2 separate regions of the Homo sapiens genome follow, and region 2 is linked to region 1. Evidence: chromatin loops called from intact Hi-C (ENCODE). Cell type or tissue: CD4-positive, alpha-beta T cell. All regions are shown on one strand. Each heading gives the region's core, and the rest is flanking DNA. Links, peaks and the distances in the headings are about the cores only. Region 1 overlaps DNAJC8 (DnaJ heat shock protein family (Hsp40) member C8). Region 2 has its middle 22 kb from the start of EYA3.

What was found. Hi-C counts contacts between places; a loop is a spot of excess contacts. Peaks named below come from ENCODE experiments on the same cell type or tissue, not always from the same donor. Only the 100,000 strongest peaks of a DNase experiment are listed, where the experiment ranks them.
Region 2: it touches region 1 in a loop (2.5-fold over the local background); 77 of 110 quality-filtered maps call a loop at or near these places.

The regions. Positions count from the first base shown.
Region 1 is chr1:28,193,339-28,202,270 of GRCh38, forward strand. It overlaps DNAJC8 (DnaJ heat shock protein family (Hsp40) member C8), which reads right to left. Exons shown (of 9, transcript NM_014280.3): 9 at 6,940-8,032. The coding sequence ends at 7,910. It also overlaps a transcript of PTAFR not described here. Among named protein-coding and RNA genes, the nearest start is that of PTAFR, 21 kb to the left of the region's middle. RefSeq lists an enhancer at 3,954-4,003 and a silencer at 6,327-6,656. In CD4-positive, alpha-beta T cell, for the core only: no CTCF peak of the experiment used is centred there; a DNase peak (open chromatin) is centred at 6,393; H3K27ac peaks cover 664 bases.
Region 2 is chr1:28,103,882-28,116,747 of GRCh38, forward strand. No RefSeq gene overlaps it. Among named protein-coding and RNA genes, the nearest start is that of EYA3, 22 kb to the left of the region's middle. RefSeq lists enhancers at 9,458-9,517, 9,568-9,617. In CD4-positive, alpha-beta T cell, for the core only: no CTCF peak of the experiment used is centred there; DNase peaks (open chromatin) are centred at 6,880, 7,530 and 9,040; H3K27ac peaks cover 877 bases.

The sequences.
Region 1 (8,932 bases), core at 3,933-8,932:
CATGTGAGGCAATATTGTCCGTTGGTGCCCGTTCGTGTATGTGTATAGGGAGGGTCATGGGTTGTATCTGTGGATGATGAGGGTCTGTTGTGTGTTGTGAAGGGATTCTGTGGGTGACGAGGATGTGTTTTGTGTGGTGTGTGAGGAATGCTGCGTCTGTTGGTGAGTGTGTGTGAATGGCCCTGAGGGGTGAGAGGATTGTGCTGTGTCTGTGGGCAACAAAGACGGGCCATGTGTCCTTGAGGGGGTGCCAACAGGAGGGAAATCAGACATCACCTAGCTCTGTGGACCCTTCCAGAATCTGAGCAGCCCTGGGGATTCTGCAGGGCAGCTAGACAAAGCGGCCGAAACTTAGCCCTTCCCTCAGGCCACCAGCCTCTTACCTGAGAAACAGCAGGGACAATGGTCCAGGCAGTGACAAAGAGGCTGAGGCAGATGGGGGTCCCCTGAGAGCATGTTTCCTGGACGGCTTCTCGGGGAGGTCCTGGATGACTTCTCGGGGAGCTCAGGAAGCAGGTAATGAGTGCACAGGAGGCAGAGGACGGGCCCAGGCACAGGTGTGTGACTCACTCTGCTCTACCCTCCAATGAGCAGCAGCAGGATGAAGGATTAGGAAAGGCCTGCCCCCGGGCTCTGCTGGGTGGGCAGGGCAGCTGAGGCCAGGAAGCCAGCTCCTGGGGCGGGGCCCCAACACCAAGGTCACCGGGAATACCCACATCCAGCCAGGCACACCAGCTCATCCCACAATACTGGGCTGGGCCCCTCTGATGCTGCGCCCCTCTGGGAGGAAGGGCTGGGCTTGGGCTGGCAGGGGAGAGAGGAACTGGGTCCTTTGACTGAGGGGGAGATGAGCCCTGACCTAGAGAAGGTTTTAGCCCTGTCCTCAGGAGCCCCCAGCCTGGGGGAGATGGGGACACAGCCCTGTCCTCAGGAGCCCCAAGCCTGGGGGAGATGGGGACACAGCCCTGTCCTCAGGAGTCCCCAGCCTGGGGGAGATGGGGACACAGCCCTGTCCTCGGGAGCCCGGGCTTCAATTCAATGGGTACAGCCCCAAATCCAGTGAGCCCCAAGTTGATGAAAAAGACCCAAAGCTGCTTTCAGAAGGCACCCTGTCTGAGGGGACACACAGCCAGTTTGCCCACAGGAGGCCAGTACAATGGGTGTGACAAAGCCCTGCCCACAGGTGCCCTCAACAGAAGGGGAGACAGACCTGCCTTCAGAAATGCCCAGCCTCTGGGAAAGAGAAGTTTCTGCCTTCTGAAGCCATATCCGGCTGAGAGGGAGACAAAGCCATCCCTGTCCCCATAGCCATCAGGCTGAGGGAGAAGACAAACCCTTGCACCTCAGAGTTCTGGCAAAAGCCTAGGACTGCACCCAGTGCTCCAGCTTTGCACGTTCTGCACTGAAAGTTACTCTATTTCTATTAATACCTCTCCCCACCGCCCCCTACCACAACCAAAATATTGGGCTTAGCAGGGAGCAGAGGTGTCAGGCCACAGAGGAAAGCAAACTGGGCCATGGCATAGGTGAACATTCTCAAATGCCAGCTCTAAGAATCTGCCAGATGAGGGCTTAACCGCCGCCTCTGGTCCTCAGCTTGAGCCCTGCAGTGAATGTTTTCTGAGCCTATTTCCTGAGTCTGTAAGAGCCACACATACTCCCTACCTCACACTTAGCATGATGACTGGCACGTACCAGGAATTCAGTAAATGAAAATCACTTTATTTACCCAAGCTCCTGTTGAGTGTCCCAGGCTTAGGGGTCAACTCCTTTCCCCACATCAGACTCAGTTGGAGAACTTGTTAAAAATAAAAGTTTAGCCGGGCGGGGTGGCTCACGCCTGTAATCCTAGCACTTTGGGAGGCTGAGGTGAGTGGATCACCCAAGGTCAGGAGTTCAAGACCAGCCTGGTCAACATGGTGAAACCCCGTCTGTACTAAAAATACAAAAATTAGCCAGGCATGGTGGTGGGCGCCTGTAATCCCAGCTACTCGGGAGGCTGAGGCAGGAGAATCGCTTGAACCCAGGAGGTCGAGGTTGCAGTGAGCTGAGATTGCACCATTGCACCCCAGCCTGGTTGACAAGAGTGAGACTCCATCTCAAAAAAATAAAAAATAAAATAAATTAATTAAATAAAGGCTTAGGCCAGGCGTAGTGGTGTATGTCTGTAATCTCATCACTGTGGGAGGCTGCCGTAGAGGATCACTTGAGACCAGGAGTTCGAGACCAGCCTGGGCAACAAATCCAGACCCCATCTCTACCAAGAAAAAAAAAATTAGCTAAGTATGGTGGTTTGCACCTGCAGTCCCAGCTATTTGGGAGACTGAGGTAGGAGGATCGTTCAAGCCCAGGAGATTGAGGCTGCAGTGAGCCATGATTGCAACTGCACTCCAGCCTGGGTGACAGAGCAAGACCCCATTTCAAAAAAAAAAAAAAAAAAAGATTCTGATATAGCAGTGCTGGTGATGGGGCCAGGAAGAGTAAAATTTTAACAAGCACCCAGGCGATTCCAAGGTAGCAGCCCATGGAGCAATACAGGCTTGGAAGGACTCCAGAGGAAGCCAAGGAGAGGAGGGTTCAATCCTTCAGAGGCTGTTTCTAGCTATGCTTGCCTATCTCCCACCAGAGGAATGGCAGCCCCACTAAGCCACAGGTATGTGGTTAGGATAATGGCATCACTGACAGAACCCTAAGCTCTACCCACCCCCCACCTCTTGGAGGACTGGCTGTCCCTGCCTGATGGCTCCATCCCTGGCTGGGTTAAGTTGGGAGCTTGTTAAAGATCCAGCTGTCTGTCTCCCCACCACACACACACATACCCCACCCTGAATCAGAATCTTCAGGGAGATCAGAAAATGTCCTTGTAGGCCAGGTGCGGTGGCTTATGCCTATAATCCTAGCACTGTAGGAGGTTGAGGTGGGAGGACTACTTGAGCTCCGGAGTTCGAGACCAGCCTGAGCAACATAGTGAGGCAGGATAGTTTGAGCCCGGGAGGTTGAGGCAGCAGTGAGCCATGATCATCGTGCCACCACACTGCAGCCTGGGCAACAAAGACCCTGTCTCAAAAAAAAAAAAAAAAAAAAAGAAATGTCTTTTTAACAAGCTTCCCAGGTGTCCTCAATCCTCAGCTCTTTCATCCCTTTATTTAAGCAGGGAACAACCAGCAGGAGTGGGGCAGAGAGGAACGGCCACTGTGCACCCCACTGTGCTGGGCACCTGGCTTCCCTGACCTCCTCAGTCCTCAGGATACCACACACAGTAGAGTCAGGATTCAAACTCCAGTCTGTCTGATGCCAAATGCAGGCATATTGTCTCCATTTGGAAGGTTTGCCTCCATTTGTTTTATAATGAACAGAATCTCACTAATTTGCAAAACAGGAATGGAGACGGTGTTTTTACCCTCATTTTACCAGAGGAGGCAGCTAAAGTCCAGAGAGGGGAAATGATTTGCCAGAGACACAATGCTAATGAGTGGTAGAGCAGAAAACTCAAGGAGGTGGGTGACTTCACGCCCTTTTGCACTCATTCCACAGGGCCCTTGTCGAGCTCCGAGCCCCCAGTTCTAATGGTGAGAAGCACTGATAACCTCCAGCAAGAGGCAGATGATCCAGATGTGCTAGGTTGAGGTTGGGGAGAGGGAGAAGGAAATCTAGAGGGGCAAATCCTGTTTCCTTGAGTTCCACCCTTACAGCAGGCCCAGACCCATCCACAACCTCCCACACATTTCTTCCTACTTCCACTGGGGCCCCAGGGAAGCGGGAGGGGCCAGAAAGTGAAGCTGGCTGTGGCTGCTCCAGGAAGCAGCTGAGAAGCCACAGCCATAGGGTTGCGGGCGTTCAGGTGACTGGAATGCCGAAGGCAACAACAGCTGATGCTTTCTTTCAGTGGTTACAATTTTTTTTTTTTTTTTTTTGAGACGGAGTCTCGCTCTGTCACCCAGGCTGGAGTGCAGTGGCACAAGATCTTGGCTCACTGCCTGCAACCTCCACCTCCGGGGTTCGTGATTCTCCTGCCTCAGCTTCCCAAGTAGCTGGGACACAGGCACGTACCACCATGCCTGCACCACCGTGCCCAGCTAATTTTTTATTTTTAGTAGAGACGGGGTTTCACTATGTTGGCCGGGGTGGTCTCAAACTCCTGACCTCTAGTGATCTGCCTGCATCGGCCTCTCAAAGTGCTCGGATTACAGGCATGAACCACCACGCCCAGCCTACACTTCATTTTAAAGGTGCAGTTCCCACTTTACATACCAGGATGCTGAGGCTCAGAGTTGATGTTACTGGCCCATATGCCGGGTTTCTACCCATACCTGGCTGGCTCCTTCCACCTCACCTCTGCCCACAAAGGTCCTCTTGCCAGCAGTTGGCTCCACAGCTGGGGAGCCTATCTGCTCCACTATTTACAGAAAACAAGAAAAGTGGCTCATCCAGCCTTTCATTTTCTTCTGGGCCCTGGCACTCCTCCAGCAAGCCTTCCCTACCCAGAGAGCTCCCCTTAACCTATTCATGGATGAAGGGGTGGGAGAGGATGGCACTGCCATAGCCACAGCCCCACCCTGGAGGCCGGTCTTGACTGTACTGCCTCAAGTCAATGCCCAGCATACACTCCTCTCCCCAGCCACGTCATCACAGAGATTGCTCCAAGCAGGGTTATGAGAATGGGCTGGGACCACTGCTGATCTTCCCAGTGGGTCTGTCACTAAAATGTGCCAGAAAGTAAGTGGGAAGACTTTGGTCCATCTAGGAAAATACGATGTCCTGACTGAAACCCAAATTCCTCAATATGCCATTACGATCTCCCTGATCTCATCTCACCTCACGTCTGTGCTCTAAGCATAACAAATGTTGTTCAGTCCCATGAATGGGCTATTCTCTTACCTTCTGGGCCTTTGCACATGCCACTCTCTCTGACTGAAACACCTTTCCCTCAAGTCCCACCCCTTCTGTGCCAGACACTGTTGTTTCTAGCAGGCATTCTTTTTTTTTTTTTTTGAGACGGAGTTTCATTGTCGCCCAGGATGGAGTGCAGTGGCGCGATCTCGGCTCACTGCAAGATCCACATCCCGAGTTCACGCCATTCTCCTGCCTCAGCCTCCCGAGTAGCTGGGACTACAGGCGCCTGCTACCACGTCCGGCTAATTTTTTGTATTTTTAGTAGAGACAGGGTGTCACCGTGTTAGCCAGGATGGCCTCGATCTCCTGACCTTGTGATCCGCCTGCCTTGACCTCCCAAAGTGCTGGGATTACAGGCGTGAGCCACCCCACCCGGCCTTTCCAGCAGGCATTCTTTCATCTTTACCAACTTAATTTTATTGGAAACAGGTGCCCAATCCCAAGGAGTAAGGCTTGGTATATTGCCTGTCTGTTCTTCGCAGCTCTCCCAGCCAAACTTACCAAGAGGGGTCCCTGTGACCCATTTTCTAACCAGTGACATCTTCTGGGAAAAATTTTGCTCCCTGGATGACTTATTTCTGTTTGGTAGTTGTTATAAGATGTGGTGCTAGAAACTTCTTGCAACTATGAGATGCCAAACCCTCCACAGAGGACGGAGAAGCATAGTAAGAGCCTGTTTCCCTGGAGGTATTACTGAATGAATGATTCCACCATGAACAATACCTGAAACCACCTGTCTCCACTTATGGAAGTAAAATATTCCTCTAATTCTTTTTGCCAGTTATTCCTTGCAGCCAAAACACTCCTAACTGATGCATCAGCCCCTGGGTTCCAGTTTTTAAAAGGGCCACTTTCTTCAGGAAACATTCCCTGGCTGCTAAAAATGAGATCAAGGGCCCCCTTCTCGGAGCAGTGGACAGTCTTCTTGCCCGTGTGCCCCAGCTGTGAGGCAGGCAACAGGGGTCCTGCAGTGTTCACCACTGTATTTCTAAACCAGCATATTTGTTCAATGAATAAACACACCTGATATGATTTGGATTTGTGTCCCCACCCAAATCTCATGCCCAATTGTAATCCCCCACGTTGGAGGAGGGACCTGGTAAGAGGTCATATGATCCATATGTTTGGATCATAGGGGCCGCCCCCTTTGCTGTTCTTGTGATAGTGAGTTCTTATCTATCACTATCCAGATAGTGAGATCTGGTTGTTTAAAAGCGTACAGCACCTCTCCCTGCGCTCTCTTCCTCCTGCTCCGGCCATGTAAGACGTGCCTCCTTCCTCTTCACCTTCTGCCACAACTGTTAAGTTTCCTGAGGCCTCCCCAGCCATGCTTCCTGTAAAGCCTGTGAAACCATGAGTCAATTAAACCTCTTTTCTTTATAAATTACCCAGTCTCAGGTAGTTCTTCATAGCAGTGTGAGAACTAACACCCATAGCTAATTGCTGGCACAGCCTCCTTGAGGGCAAAGGTAAGTTTGCAGATAGCTGAACTGAACCACCACCACTTAACCTCTAAGGAAGCGGTGTGTGCACCCACATCCTGGACTGAAATGGGGTTGCTTGGCTTTGCTTGGCTAGAAAAGATAATCACTGCCCCCCTAGTCAGGACTGCATTACCTCACGGCATGTATCACTTTTGCAGGGCAACTAAACATTTTCTCCCCCTGCCTTGGTCCAGTTTTAGCCAGAAGCACACCCACCCACCCACCCACTCATCACTGTGCTCTACTTCACATGTGGTTTGGATGTGCTCAGTGGTACTTGGAAGGACAGTAAGACACCCAAGCCTCTGTCCTCTCCCACAGAGAAATGAAAGTTGCACTTCTCATGATACTAAAAGACATGGTGCCTTTCGTAGTCATTGTGCCTGTTTACTCATCTACAAGACATTGCAAAAAGCAAAACTCTAGTTTTGAGTCACCTAGTTTCCTGTATCTTCACATTTCAAGTGTCACCTTTCCCCTTCTCACTTTGGGCCCCTCCTGAGGGCTGATTCTGTCCCTGAAAGCAAGCAGGACATTTAAGCATAGACTGTGAGCTGGACGCTTTCATATATTACTTCATTTAATCCTCAAAACAATCAGTATCTTCATTTTACACAGAAATAATAGGATATTGGCAATACCCAAGGAGCACTATGGTAGTTACCTTGTATATGCCATGGCAAATCTGCCCTAAAAGCTGCTGCAGTAATTCATATTCCCATTTCATAGATGAAGAAACTAAGGTTCAGCCAGGTCTGTCCAACCCCAAAGCATTTTGGGGTTCAGCCAAGCCAGACAAGGGACCCACAAGGGAGAGTACAAGGAAAAGTACATCAATGGCTTGGGTATAAAAATTTATTATACATAAAGAATATTACCACTAACAAATGCAGACAGGCTAGGACATGGTACTGGGTGGAGGACGGCTAGCTCTTTGGAAAGTGAAAGGTTTGGGTGGCGTGGGCCTCATGCCACACTGATTGGTCAGTAGACAGGGGGCACATGCCAAACACCACAGGGCATCAGATGCTGCTCTGTGTGCTCACAAGTGTTCCCTGTCTTATCTGGGCCTTCGAAGGGAGCACACCCAGAAGCGAGCAACTGAAGCGAAGGGGCTTCCTAAGGTGCCCCTTCCAGGCTTGTCTCTGAAGTCACAGCAACACTGTTTTAAGCAGTATGTTTAATTGGATGATTTCCACAAACTATCCACGAAGTTTCTAACCATCACAATTCAGTGAAGTACAAAACACTGAGTTACAGGCTGTGGGAAGAGAAGGCAGCACCAATGGTGGCACCTTCTAATACTGGTTGTTCTAGGGGCAGGGAGAGGGAAAGGTCTTTTTTTAAACCAAGCCCCTCATTTCAATGTACAAAAGAATTACTCTGATCGATATTAAATCGTATTGAAAACAAAATGGACTAAAAAGCAAATACTACTCTATGTTGGGGTGGAAGTGGGAGGAAAGAATGAGTCCTTCGAAGCAGGAAGGGAGATAGCAGGGGAAAGGTTCTGTGCCTGTGACCTTGGGCGGTCACTCACGTTGCTCCATTTTTACTTTCGGTGGTCTCAGGAAGGTCCGATTTTTCTTCTCTTTCTTCCCCTTCGTATTGGCTTGGAAGTTTCGCCAGCTGTCCACACGACCATCTCGACTTTCCTAAGTACAAAAGAAGTTTGAGGTGAGGAGACCAGTCAATGAGTGGAAAGGCCTAAACCTGGTCTGCCATCCACTCACCCTCCTGTAGCCCAGCCCACTTCAGTCCTCTGGAATAACCCAAGAGTAGAATAGAGCTGGCCAGGCACAGTGGCTCATACCTATAATCCCAGCACTTCGGGAGGCCGAGGCGGGCAGATCACCTGAGGTCAGGAGTTCAAGACCAGCCTGGCCAACATGGTGAAACCCTGTGTCTAATAAAAATACAAAAATTAGCCGGGCGTGGTGGCAGGTGCCTGTAATCCCAGCTACTCGGGAGGCTGAGGCAGGAGAATCGCTTGAGCCTGGCAGGCAGAGGTTGCAGTGAGCCCAGACCATGCCACTGCACTCCAGCCTGAACAACAAGAGCGAGACTTTGTATCAAAAAAAAAAAAAAGAAAAGAAAAAAAGAAAAAAGAGTAGAATAGGCCAGGCATGGTGGCTCACACATCAGGTGGATCACCTGAGGTTGGGAGTTCGAGACCAGCCTGACCAATATGGAGAAACCCCATCTCTACTAAAAATATAAAAAGTTAGCCGGGCATGGTGGCGCATGCCTGTTAATCCCAGCTACTCGGGAGGCTGAGGCAGGAGAATCACTTGAACCTGGGAGGCGGAGGTCGCAGTGAGCCAAGATCACGCCATCGCACTCCAGCCTGAGCAACAAGGGCAAAACTCCGTCTCAAAAAAAAAGTAGAATAGAGCTTTCTTCCCACTCCCAAGGGCCCAAGAAAGTGTCATAGCACCCCTAGAACGCAGGATGAGCTGCAGGTTGCAAGAGGAGGACGAAATCAGTAATAATCATCACAACACTGAGGCCCCATTTGTTGGGGACCTCGAGGCTAGACGTTTAACATGGTTTTT
Region 2 (12,866 bases), core at 4,074-9,073, 89 kb before region 1:
CTGACCAACATGGTGAAACCCTATCTCTACTAAAAATACAAAAATTAGCCAGGCGTGGTGGCGCATGCCTGTAATCCCAGCTACTCAGGCAGCTGAGGCAGGAGAATCGCTTAAACCCAGGAGGCAGAGGTTGCAGTGAGCCAAGATTGCGCCACTGCACTCTAGCCTGGGCGACAGAGCGAGACTCTGTCTCAAAAAAAAAAAATTCTTTTATCAATTGAGGAAATTTGAAAATGAACTAGCAATTAGAAGATATTATGAGGCAGGGTATGGTGGCTCACCCCTCTAATCCCAGTATTTTTGGAGGCCAAGGCTGGAGGATTGCTTGAGCCTAGGAGTTCGAGACCAGCCTGGGCAACATAGCGAAACCCTGTCTCTACAAATAATACAAAAGAAAAAAATTAGCTAGACATGGTGGCACCTGTGGTCCCAGCTACTCAGGAGGCTGAGGCAGGAGGACCACCTGAACCTAGGAGGTTGAGGCTGCAGTGAGTCGTGATTGCACCACTGCACTTCCAGCCTGGGCGACAGAGTGAGACCCTGTTTCAAAACAAAACAAACAAACAAACAAAACTTCCTGCTACCTAGATCCCTGGAGCTACCCTGTATGCTTTTTCTGAGGCTTGACGTTCAGCTTTCCTTCGGTAAGCTATCCCATATCTTTCCAATAAAATATTTTTGTTGTTGTTGTTATTAAGACCAGAATTGGTCACTGATGTTTTCAATCAATGAACCATGGCTGATCCAATGTCTTATCTATAAAAGACATAGAAAATCGGCATAGTGAAAATTCCTAGCATAAAAAAACTATTGCTTTTATGTAACAGTTTAATATTCTCCAGGCAAGAGGCAAATTACAACTTTGTGAAATGGGCTGTGAGCTACAAAACTAATAAAAATCATTCAGAGGTGAAAAGAATGAAAGGTGAGAGAGGCATTACATGTACTCTGCCTCTGGAATACAATTCCACTTCCCTACCAAAGAAGGCAATGGGAGGAGAAGGAAGCGGAAAGTAGAAAAAGCTTCTCCGGCTCCCCTGAATAGGAATCTGGCAATAATCTGGCTGCTATTTACTAGCATGCAGCATCCGAGGCACTGTGTTAGTCCTTCATATGCAGCGCCTCACTGACTTCTCCCAAGGGCACAATTATTATCTATCATTTGGCTATATATATTCTGATTCTCTCCACTTTACAGAAAACTGGGGCTCAAGGTTGTTAAATCATTAAGTCGAAGTCCCAGAGGTGGGAAGGGCGGGATCCAAACACAAGTGTGTGACTCCAGCGCTGGGGTAGGAGCACCTTGAAGGTGAAGGAGCCCAGCGAGCTGCAGCTTCCTAGTCCAGCCTCACGTCATCATCCCTGAGACCTAAGCTCCTCCCACTCAGATTCCTGAGCCAATCCGGAGAGAGGCCAATGGATATTGATAGACTCTGCATCTCTCCACCCTCTCTGAACCCAAGAGCTTTGTTTGCAAACTTGGTACAAAGCACTCAACTGCTAGCTTCCGAGGTTCCCATGAGTCACCTCTGCTGCCTGCAAGATCTGGGTCTGGATGAGCCCTAGCCACCCCTATACCCCACCCTCCCAAGTTATGGCACTTTGTAAGCCCTGCTTCTCTCTGTTTGTGTCATTTACCAGGGCTAGATTTCTCCCACTCCCATTCTCCGAGACTTAGTAAAGCCTAGTGGTTACATTTAGTAGGGTTACACAACAACCCTACTAAAAAGGCATGGTTATCATTTGTATTTTTAGGTTGAGGAGCCTGAAGATGAAGACTCTTACACACAGAAGCACAGACTTTGGTCTGCTTCACCACTGCTTCTGTGTATAAGATTTAGTTGGGGTTGCTGTGAGGATAAAATGCACTAACCTATATAACGTGTGTGTGTGTGTGTGTGTGTGTGTGTGTGTGTGTGTGTGTATTACAGTGCCTGGCACCTCGTAAGCACTCAGTAAACAATAGTTGCTATTCTCATTACTTTCATTGTTCATTGTTATCCCCATCCTATAGTCTGTCCAGCCTAACTTTCATCCCCATCTTCTGGTTTGGGGCCTAGATCTCCTGCCTCTTCTTGTCAATACATATTTTTTTTCTCTCTAGAAGTGAATCCCAACTCTGGGAGGACTCCCAGGTCACTGATGAGTCTTCTTCTGTTATACAGATCTCCCAGAATCAGGAGTTTGGCCTGCCTGACTTTTTCATTTATTAAACTTATTTCCAAGTGGATTTTTGTTGTGATGCTCACCAATTTTCATTTAGGACTTGAATGTAGGTAGTAGCCCCTGGGAGAATCAATAAAGGATGGGGGTACATGGGCTGGGGTTAGAGGCTGGACTCTTAAGTTAGCTGGGCCTGACCTGGCCCTTGCTGGCTGTGCTTCAGTTTCCTCAGCTACAAAATGGGGAGTTTTGGTCAGGTGCGGTGGCTCACGCCTGTAATCCCAACACTTTGGGAGGCCAAGGCAGGCACATCACTTGAGGTCAGGAGTTCGAGACCAGCCTGACCAACATGGTGAAGCCTTCCATCTCTACAAAAAATAATAAAAAAAAAATTAGCCAGGCATGGTGGCTCATGCCTGTAATCCCAGCTATTCGGGAGGCTGAGGCAAGAGAATCAATTGAACCCGGGAGGCAGAGATTGCAGTGAGCCGAGATCATGCCAGTGCACTCCAGCCTGGGCAACAGACCGAGACTCTGTCTCAAAAATAAATAAATAAAATAAAATAAAATGAGGAGTCTCTCTCTTTCAGGGATGTAGCAAGGATTCCATGATATAGTGTCTGGAAAGCCCATGTGCCTGGCACAGTGTAGGTATGAATGATGTCAGTTTCCTTCCCTCTTGGGCCCATCAGCAGCTTGAAATACTGCCAAAAGCATCTTAAAAGAGAGGTCCCATCTCTAAGGAAGTGGAAGGGTACCCTCTCTCCTGTTGCCCCCTCTCCTGTTGCCCCTTCTACTTTCTCCCCAGCCACTCCCTCCTTTCATCAGATGAAACTTTGTCATTCTGAAGTTGGGGGTGGGAGGTAGGGAAACAATGGGCAGAGAGGCTGTTCTGAGGGCCCCACGTGGCCCTCCCTGCTCGAATGCCATTTGGTCAGGAACCAGGCTTGCCATTTACAAAAACACATCCGTTCTGGAAACTACCACTTAAGGAAAAACTTTTTTGAGTCTTCAAAAACAGCAGTAAAAGGCAGGGCATGGTGGCTCACGCCTGTAATCCTAGCACTTTGGGAGGCCAAGGTGGGCGGATCACCTGAGGTCAGAAGTTAGAGACCATCCTGACCAACATGGAGAAACCCTATCTCTACTAAAACTACAAAATTAGCCTGGCGTGGTGGTGCATGCCTGTAATCCCACCTATTCGGGAAGACTGAAGCAGGAGAATTGCTTGAACCTGGGAGGCGGATGTTGCAGTGAGCTGAGATTGCGCCATTGCACTCCAGCCTGGGCAACAAGAGCAAAACTCCATCTCAATAAAATAAATAAATAAAATAAAACAAAAACAGCAGTAAAGATGATTAAAGAGGTAGAGAACAGGGCCTGTAGGGAAAACTCCAGAACCTGGATTGTTTAGGTTAAGGAAGTAAAGGCTGAAGGGCTAGGATGAGCTGCTGAGAAACAGTATTTGAGGAGGCAGAGCCAAATAGGACTGGTAAGTATATGCTATAGATTGAAAGGGGCGAGAGGAAGGGCGTTAAAAGGGTCTTGGCAAGTCCATTGATGCAGGGGCCTAAATTAGGTGGCTCTCCTTAAGAAAAAGAATGCAGAATTATAAATACAACATTACTAGGACCCTTCTTGGGCTTTAAAAGGAGTTTGTGCAGGTGAGGGGCCCTGGGGCTTAAACTCTGCTAACTTCACAGTGAATTTACCTCTAGCCAAGGGTGCAACAAGTGATCTGGTAACACAGGTTAGGGAAATGGTCTCAGAGCTTGATTGTTCTGGAAACTTCTTCTCTTCCCCTAATTCCTTCTTAGCTTGCAAAATGCAATGCAAGCCTGCCCTCCACTCAGAACTCCTATCAGACGTGGCCCTTCCCCACCATGGCGGTTTCATGCTTCTCCTTCATGCCTGCACCTATCACACACTCATTTGTACCACTCTGCTTGTGTATTAGTCATCTACTGCCATGTAACAAATTCTCCAAAATGTAGGGGCTTAAGACTATATCAATTCATTCTCTCAGTTTTAATGGATCAGGCATCCAGGCATGGCTTGGCTAAGTCCTTGGTCAGCGAAGGCTCAATGGAAAAGATCTGCTTCCTAGCTCACATGATTGTTGGCAGAATTCAGTTCCTCACAGGCTGTTGGACTGAGGCCTCAGTTCCTCAAGAGCTGCTAGCGGGAGGCCTCCCTGGGTTCCCTGCTACATAGGCCTCTCCATCAAGTAAGTGTGGCAGCTGGCTTCATCAGACCAAGCAAATGAGAGGGCAAGGAAAAGAGAGAGAGAGCTACCAAGATGGAAGTCACAGTTCTTTGTAACCTAATCACAGAAGTGACATCCTATCACTTTTGTCATATTCCATTCATCAGAAGCAATTCACTAGGTCCAGCCCATATTCATGGGTAGGGAATTACACAAGGGCATGAATATCAGGAAGCAGGGATCACTGGAAACCTTGTCGAAAGCCGCCACCACAACTGTCACTCCTTCTCATTAACTGTTGCCCTGCCTGCCTCTGCCATTCCATTATGAGCTCCTTGAAGACGAGGACCACATTTTACTCTGTGCTTCTTGTGCTTGTTAAGTGAATGGATGATGAATAAATGAGTGATTACTTACTCAAAGTAGCAGAAACAGAACCAAAAGCAAGTGCATCATTTTACTTAAAAGAGATTGCTATTTATTGTCTTCTGACCCAGCCATTTCACTTCTGGAAAGTTAAGAAAATAATCAAGAATGTAATTATAAGAGTATATTAAGAAACTTAGTTAAGGCTGGGAGCGGTGGCTCACTGTAATCCCAGCACTTTGGGAGGCCGAAACAGGTGGATCACTTGAGGTCAGGAGTTCGAGACCAGCCTGGTCAACATGGCAAAACCCCATCTCTACTAAAAATGCAAAAAAAATTAGATGGGCATGATGGCACATCCCTATAATCCCAGCTACATGGGAGGCTGAGGCACGAGAATAGCTTGAACCCAGGAGAAGGAGGTTGCAGTGAGCCGAGCCTGCACTCCAGCTTGGGCAAGAGTGAGACTGTGTCTCAAAAAAAAAAAAAGAAGAGGCTTAGTTAAAAGGTAGTCCGTTACAGCATTGTTTACAATAGCAAACTGCCCTCTCAAAAACAAAAATAAAAACAGCTAAACTGTAAACTAACTGAATGTCCAATGATAAAGGATTGATTAGCTGCTAAGCTATACACATACAGTGGATATTCTGCAGTCATCAAAATGAAAAATGCCTTGTCTTGCTCTGTCGCCCAGGCTGGAGTGCAATGGTGTGATCTCAGCTCACTGCAATCTCCGCCTCCCAGGTTAAAGCAATTCTCCTGCCTCAGCCTCCCGAGTAGCTGGAATTATAGGTGCACACCACCACGCCCGGCTAATTTTTATATTTTTAGTAGAGATGGGGTTTCACCATATTGGCCAGGCTGGTCTCTTGGCCAGGCTAGTCTTGAACTCCTGACATTGTGATCTGCCTGCCTCGGCCTCCCAAGCTGCTGGGATTACAGGCGTGAGCCACCACACCTGGCCAGTACTTCTTTTTTAAGTTACAAAGCAGCGTATGCATTTCATCTTTATACAAAGTGAATATACATGTTAAAATATCTGGGGCAGATACTACTTAGTCCAGGGCCTGATAGCTAGGCTGGTTCTCTCCTTTCGAATGGGAGACCTCTGCTGCAGACAAGCTCCAGCAGATCCTCAGTCAGGCCAAGAAGCATCTGAGCTTGATCCCTTCTTTGTATTTATTGGATTTAGAGGTATTAGAAAAGCATTGTATGTCTTAAGTCTGGCATTGTTCAATCCGGATGTTAGGACAGAAAGAATTACCCAGAGGCCTGGTGTGGTGGCTCATGTCTATAATCCCAGCTTTTTGAGAGGCCAAGGTGAGCAGATCACTTGAGGCCAGGAGTTCAAGACCAGCCTGGCCAACATGGTGAAACGCTGTCTCTACTAAAAATACAACAAATTAGCTGGATGTGGTGGCATGTGCCTGTAATCCCAGCTACTCGGGAGGCTGAGGCAAGAGAACTGATTGAACTTTGGAGGCAGAGGTTGCAGTGAGCTTAGATCGTGACACTGTGCTCCCGCCTGGGCGACGAAGCGAGACTCAGTCTCAAAAAAAAAAATAAATAAAAAGGAAAGAAAGAATAACCCAGAGCCCTGTAACAAACTGGGTCCCAACAATCCATCCAAGTTTTACTCAGTGAATGTGGATTATAGCAAACTGAAGAAAGAAGGTCCAGATTTGTAAATGAAGTGTTTCACTATTAAAGCTGCTTTCGAATGAAGGTCTTTCTGAAGCCATCCGCACAATTTTCCATTTAATCAGGAAATATTTGTCCTCTAAATACATGAAATCATGTTGATGTAATGTGTTGGAGATTACCCTGATTAATAAATAATTGAAACTTGAAAAATAAATCTGGAAGGATTAGATCAGTTTTGAACGGCCATGAAGTTCAGATAAGCCAATTTTAAGTTTCATTAAACAAATAGGTGTTTTGGTTTTTTGTGTTATTCACATGACAAGATGTCTGGAGTCAGGCAGGTTCTGGCCCTAGTTCTTTCTAGCTCAGTATCACCACAGTTCTTTTGGTTTTCCCCTCTTGCTTGCCACCCCAGGTCATATGATGGCTGCCCCAGCTCCAGGCATCTCACCCACATTCAAATCAGGAAGAACTGGTATGGGAAAGCTCCAGTCATGGCTGACTCTTTACTAGGAAAACAAAAGCTTTCCTAGAAGTCCCCCGCCAGACTTCCTTAACTCTCCCATTGGCTGAGTCATATGGAGATTCCCAGACACAGGGGAGGCTGAAGACACTAGAAACAGAATTTCATGATTGATAATAGAAAATTATGATTTGTGCTCCAAGGCTGGGCACTCAAACAAGCTTGGAATTCTGTTAATGAAGAAGGGGAAGGGATCAAGTAACTGTTACCCCCTTTAGACAGGACACAGTGCATCCTACTTTGTCACAGTCACCTCACTCCTTTTAGATTGCTTTACTCAGTTAATCACCTGCCTAGCCCCTGTGAAGGCATTTGAACTTTCAACACTTGGATACAAGGCTCAGAGTTAGAAAGTGTGAAAAGATTGCTAACTGTCTCCATTATCCATTACTTCCCCCTTTCTTCTAGTAATAAAATAATTTTCACCCCAAGATATAGCAGGGTATATGGCTGCCCAGATCCAGATCATAGTTCATGGTCACCGCTGCCATGGTAGCTAGCTGGGTGTGACCATGTAACTAAGTACTCACCACTGGAAAATGTATAGATTCATGTGATCATCACTTCTACATCATTTCCTAAAGTGAAATTGTTAGCCATTTACTTCCTCTTTCCCCCACTTACCACAGGCTTGTATATAGATGCTTCAATGATGTCCTTGGAGACGGCAGAGCAACAAGATAGAGGGAACCTGTATCCCCAAATGACTACCTGAAGCAGAGCCCCTTACTCACCTCTGGACTCATCCTGAATCACCCATATGCTTAAAGGGATAAAACAACAACAAAAGACAAAATAAGAACAACAAACAAAACCTGTAAAACAAGAGATTCAAAATAAATTTGCTCTAGCTGGGGCATGGTGGCTCATGCCTGTAATCCCAATACTTTGGGAAGTGGAGGCAGGAGGATCACATGAGCCCAAATGTTCAAGACCAGCCTGGGCAAGATAATGAGACCCTAAAGTAACTGGGCATGGTGGCCCATGCCAATAATCCCAGCTACTCGGGAGGCTGAGGTGGGAGAATCACTTGAGCCCAGGAGGTTGAGGCTGCTCTGAGACATGATCCAGGCATGGTGGTGAGCACCTGTAATCCTAGCTACTCAGGAGGCTGAGGCAGGAGGATTCCTTACACCCAGGAGTTTGAGGTTACAGTGAGCTATGATCATACCATGGTACTCCAGCATGGAAGACAGAATGAGATCCTGTCTCAGTAATAAATAAGTAAATAAATAAATTTATTCTGTATTTTTGAGCCTCTTTACTAAAGCAGCTTATTCTGTTCCTTAACTCATATAGGAAAGAAAAAAACAAACTTCATTATGCCATTGGTGTGTTGTTAATAGTTAAAAAAAAAAAAGAAGAAGAAGAAGATTGGGAGCTAAGACGAAAAAAACAGAGATGTCAACTAAATGGAGGAATAAGAGATGTTCTTATAAAGACTTGCATTACTGGGGAGGCAACTGAATAAACAGGCAGGACAGTGAAAGAGCCTAATCAGATGCCCACTGAGCTCTGCTTTGGAGTTAATATGGTTTGGCGTTGAAGCAAAATACAAAGACCAGGGTGAAGTCAAACCATTGCAGTCTACATACGGCAGGAAGGCCCATGGTTCAAGAAGGGTCTGTGTAGATATGAATTAGATGGGAGGACCATTAGTCAGGGTCCTTAGGTTGCAAGCAACAGAAAGCAACTCTGAGTTGCTCAAACAAAACAAAGAATTTACTAGAAAGACATTGGGAAGACCAAAGAATCTAAGGAAGATCTCAACAGCCAAGGCCAAGAAAAGGATAAGGTGCAGGTAAGCTCTGGGAATCCCACTTACAGAAACTTGTGGTTTCCCTAGTATGCAGCAGAATCACCTGGAGGGGTTTTTAAAACACAGATTGCTGGGGCCTACCCCTAGAGTTTCTAATCCAGTAGGTGTGGGTTGGGGCCCGGGAATCTGTATTTCTAACAGGTTCCCAGATGCTGTTGCTGCAGGTCAAGGGACCCCCTTATGAGAAGCACTGCTTTAGGGGAAACACATCAAATGACTCAGCTCCCACTTCCTTCCATCCCTGAGTGTCTCCACAGTTCCAAAGTCCTGAGAAAGTCCAGTTGACCCAGGATTGAGTCACTCTTGTGGTCAGAGAGGTGGCGTTCTGTGATTGGCAGCCATGTGAGTATCACTTGGTGTGGGGATGGGGGAAGTTCCTCCAAGGAAGGAACACTGGACACAAAACTAGACGATGTCCTCAAAATGGTAGTTGGGCAAGCTAAATGCACAACTCTCTCCATCTGGAGCAAGATCTTCAGCAGCAGCTTCTCCTCTCAGGGCAGAAGTTCCAGAATAGAGAACTGGAGGCGGGTGGGGTGGTAGGGAGAGGGAGAAGGTGGACTTCTACAGACCATTATCTCTATTCTAACCTCATTTCGTTTCCTGTCAAGAGAAGACACTCCTGCCCCCTAGAGACCAGTGATCAATTCCACAGCAGCTTTGGTGGCTATGAAAGCCCTGAGGAGTCAGTAGACCTTGCGCTGAGACCCATTTTGACCAGTTAGGCCACAGCTCAAGACAACATTTTACCGTGCATGTTGTAGCTTTTTTCAGCTGCAGAGAAATCAACAGAGATAGTTCCTGAAAAGCCTAAGCATCTCATTTTTGCATCATACTGTATATGCTCCTACAGGGGAGAAGAAACTTCCATCTACCCTCTTAGGTTCTATGGCTGGCCTAAGTTTTTTTTTTTTTTCTTTCTTTTTTTTGAGACACAGTCTCACTCTGTCGCCCAGGCTGGAGTGCAAAGGCACGATCTCGGCTCACCACAACCTCCGCCTCCCGGGTTCAAGTGATTCTCCTGCCTCAGCCTGCCGAGTAGCTGGAATTACAGGTGCGCACCACCATGCCTGGCTAATTTTTGTATTTTTAGTAGAGACGGGATTTCACCATGTTGGCCAGGCTGTTCTCAAACTCCTAACCCCAAGTGATCCACCTGCCTTGGCCTCCCAAAGTGCTGGGATTACAGGTGTGAGCCACCACGCCCAGCCTGGCCTAAGTATTAATATTAAACAGACATAAGACAGAATAACATGAGAAAAGCATACAAAGTTTTTAAATATTTTATCTATACACAGGAGTCGTCAGAAGGAAAGTGAAAACCCAAAGAATTAATTAAGCCCAAATGCTTATATACCTTTTTACATAAAGAATAATAAATCGGTGGGTGATGTGAACTGGAGTCTGAGCCGGCTATAAAGAGAACAACAACAACAAAAGAATGACAGGCCAGGCTTGGTGGCTCACACCTGTAATCCCAGCACTTTGGGAGGCCAAAGCTGGTGGATCACCTGAGGTCAAGAGTTCAAGACCAGCCTGGCCAACATGAGGAAATCCCGTCTCTACTAAAAATACAAAAATTAGCTGGGCTTGGTGGCGGGTGCCTGTAGTCTCAGCTCCTCGGGAGGCTGAGGCAGGAAAATTGCTTGAACCTGGGAGGCAGAGGTTGCAGTGAGCCAAGACTGTGCCACTGCACTCCAGCCTGGGCAACAGAGACTCTGTCTAAAAAAAAAAAAAAAGAATGACAAATTGTGGGGATGTGACAAGACAAAGAGGCTTGAGCTAAAGGCAGTTAGTTGTGGGACAATGACTAGGAAATACATGGGGTTATTTTAGTAGGTTCATTTGTACAGGCCCACTGCGCCATCAACCCTCAGTCTCCGGTGATGGGAATGTGCTTCTCTTCCTGGTACAGAGAGGGCATCTTTCTCATGGGAAATTTTATGAACTGTATTTAGGTAAAAAGATGGAATTCAGAGGGTTCTTCCTGCACCGGCTGTTTCTCAAGTGGCTTCAGCTCAAAATAATATGCCAGAGTGGCATATTTTGGGGTGGCATGTCCTGAACCCCTTCACTAACAATGAATTTTCTTCTTCAGAAAAACTTGGTAGTGGTCAGGCACAATGGCTCACGGTTGTAATCCCGGCACTTTGGTAGGCCGAGGCAGGCGGATCACCTGAGGTCAGGTGTTCAAGACCAGCCTGGCCAGCATGGTGAAACCCCATCTCTACTAAATAAAAATACAAAAATTAGCTGGGTGTGGTGGCACATGCCTGTTATCCCAGCTAGTTAGGAGGCCAAAGCAGGAGAATTGCTTGAACCTGGGAGGCAGACGTTGCAGTGAGTCAAGATGGTGCCACTGCACTCTAGCCTGGGCGACAGAGCAAGACTTTGTCTCAGAAAAAAAAAAAAAGAGAAAAGAAAAACTTGGTAGAGAAAAAAAAAATCTGTTAACCTAATTAAACAAGCCTACAGTTGTGTAAGCTGGATTGTCAGCTATCAGATGCTCTTATAATGTGGCTCACCTGAGCTTACAAATGAATATCATTATTTCAAGGAGTGTGTTGAACCATTATGTTAATATTTACACAGCAATTAATGTAATACACCATATTAATTGAATAAAGAACAAAACCCACCCCTCCAATAGATGCCTAAAAACATTCGACAAAATCTAACAGTTTAAAAGCATTCAACAAACTAGGGAGAGAAGGGGACTTTCTCAACCAGATAAAGGATATCTACAAAAACCCCCAGCTAACATCATACTTCCTTGTGAAAGACTGGACGCTTTCCCCGAAGATCCCTTGTTAAGATTAATGGTTGCATGCGGTGGTGGGGGGGAACAGGAAGTGACTGCTAGTGGGTATGGGGTTTCTTTTTGAGGTGGTGAAATTAGTGGTGATTGTTGCACAACTTTGTCAATGAATACACTAAAAATCAGTAAGGGTATGGTGGCTCACACCTGTAATCCTAGCACTTTGGTAGGCTGAGGCAGGAGGCTCACTGGAGCCCAGGAGTTCAAGACAAGCCTGGGCAACATAATGAGACTTCATCTCTACTGAAAAAAAAAAAAGAAAAATTAACTGGGCATAGTGGTGCACATCTGTAGTCCTGGCTACTCAGGAGGCTGAAGCGGGAGAATCTCTGGAGCCCAGGAGGTCGAGGCTTCAGTGAGCCATGATTGCACCACTGCACTCCAGCCTGGTCAACAGAGTGAGACCCTGTCTCAAAAAAACAAAACAACAACAACAAAAAAAGCCACTGAAGTGTACACTTTAAAAGATACCTGAATTAAATCTCAAAACTGCTTTTTTTTTTAGTAGGGGACAGGGTCTCACTCTGTTGCTCATACTGGAGTGCAGTGGCTCGATCTTGGCTCACTGCAACCTCCACCTGCGCAAGGATGACACAAACATTCATAAAGCATTCCATATTTAATTTTTAAAAAAAAATCAAAATTACTTAGTAAGGAAATATTCACTTAAGAAGTCCTAAATTAGATGGGATCCAGAGTTAATTAATTCAGCAGCTGGCTGGTGTCATCAAGGACCCAAGTTCTTTTTTTTTTGAGACAGACTCTCGCTCTGTCACCCAGGATGGAGTGCAGTGGCTTGATCTCGTCTCACTGCAACCTCCATCTCCCAGGTTCAAGTGATTCTCCTGCCTCAGCCTCCCGAGTAGCTGAGATTACAGGTCCACACCACCATGGCCAGCTAATTTTTGTATTTTTAGTAGAGATGGGGTTTCACCATGTTGGCCAGGCTGGTTTTGAGCTCCTGATCTCAGGTGATCTGCCTGCCTCAGCCTCCTAAACTGCTGGGATTACAGATGTGAGCCACTGTGCCCGGCCCAAGGGCCCAAGTTCTGTGCTCTTGCCACTCTGCTATCCTCAACTTGCTGGCTCATCTTCAGGCTGCCTTAGATCTAGCCACCCTGTCTGCTTTTTTTTAAGAGATATGGGTCTCGCTATGTTGCCCAAGCTGGTCTCAAACTCCTGGCCTTAAGTGATCCTCCCATGTTGGCCCTTTGAGTAGCTAGGATTACAGGCGGGAGCCACTATGCTAGGCCTGTTTACATATTAAAGTGAACCCATGTATTGGTCAGGATTCTTTTGGTTGCAAATGTCAGAAATCTAACCCAGA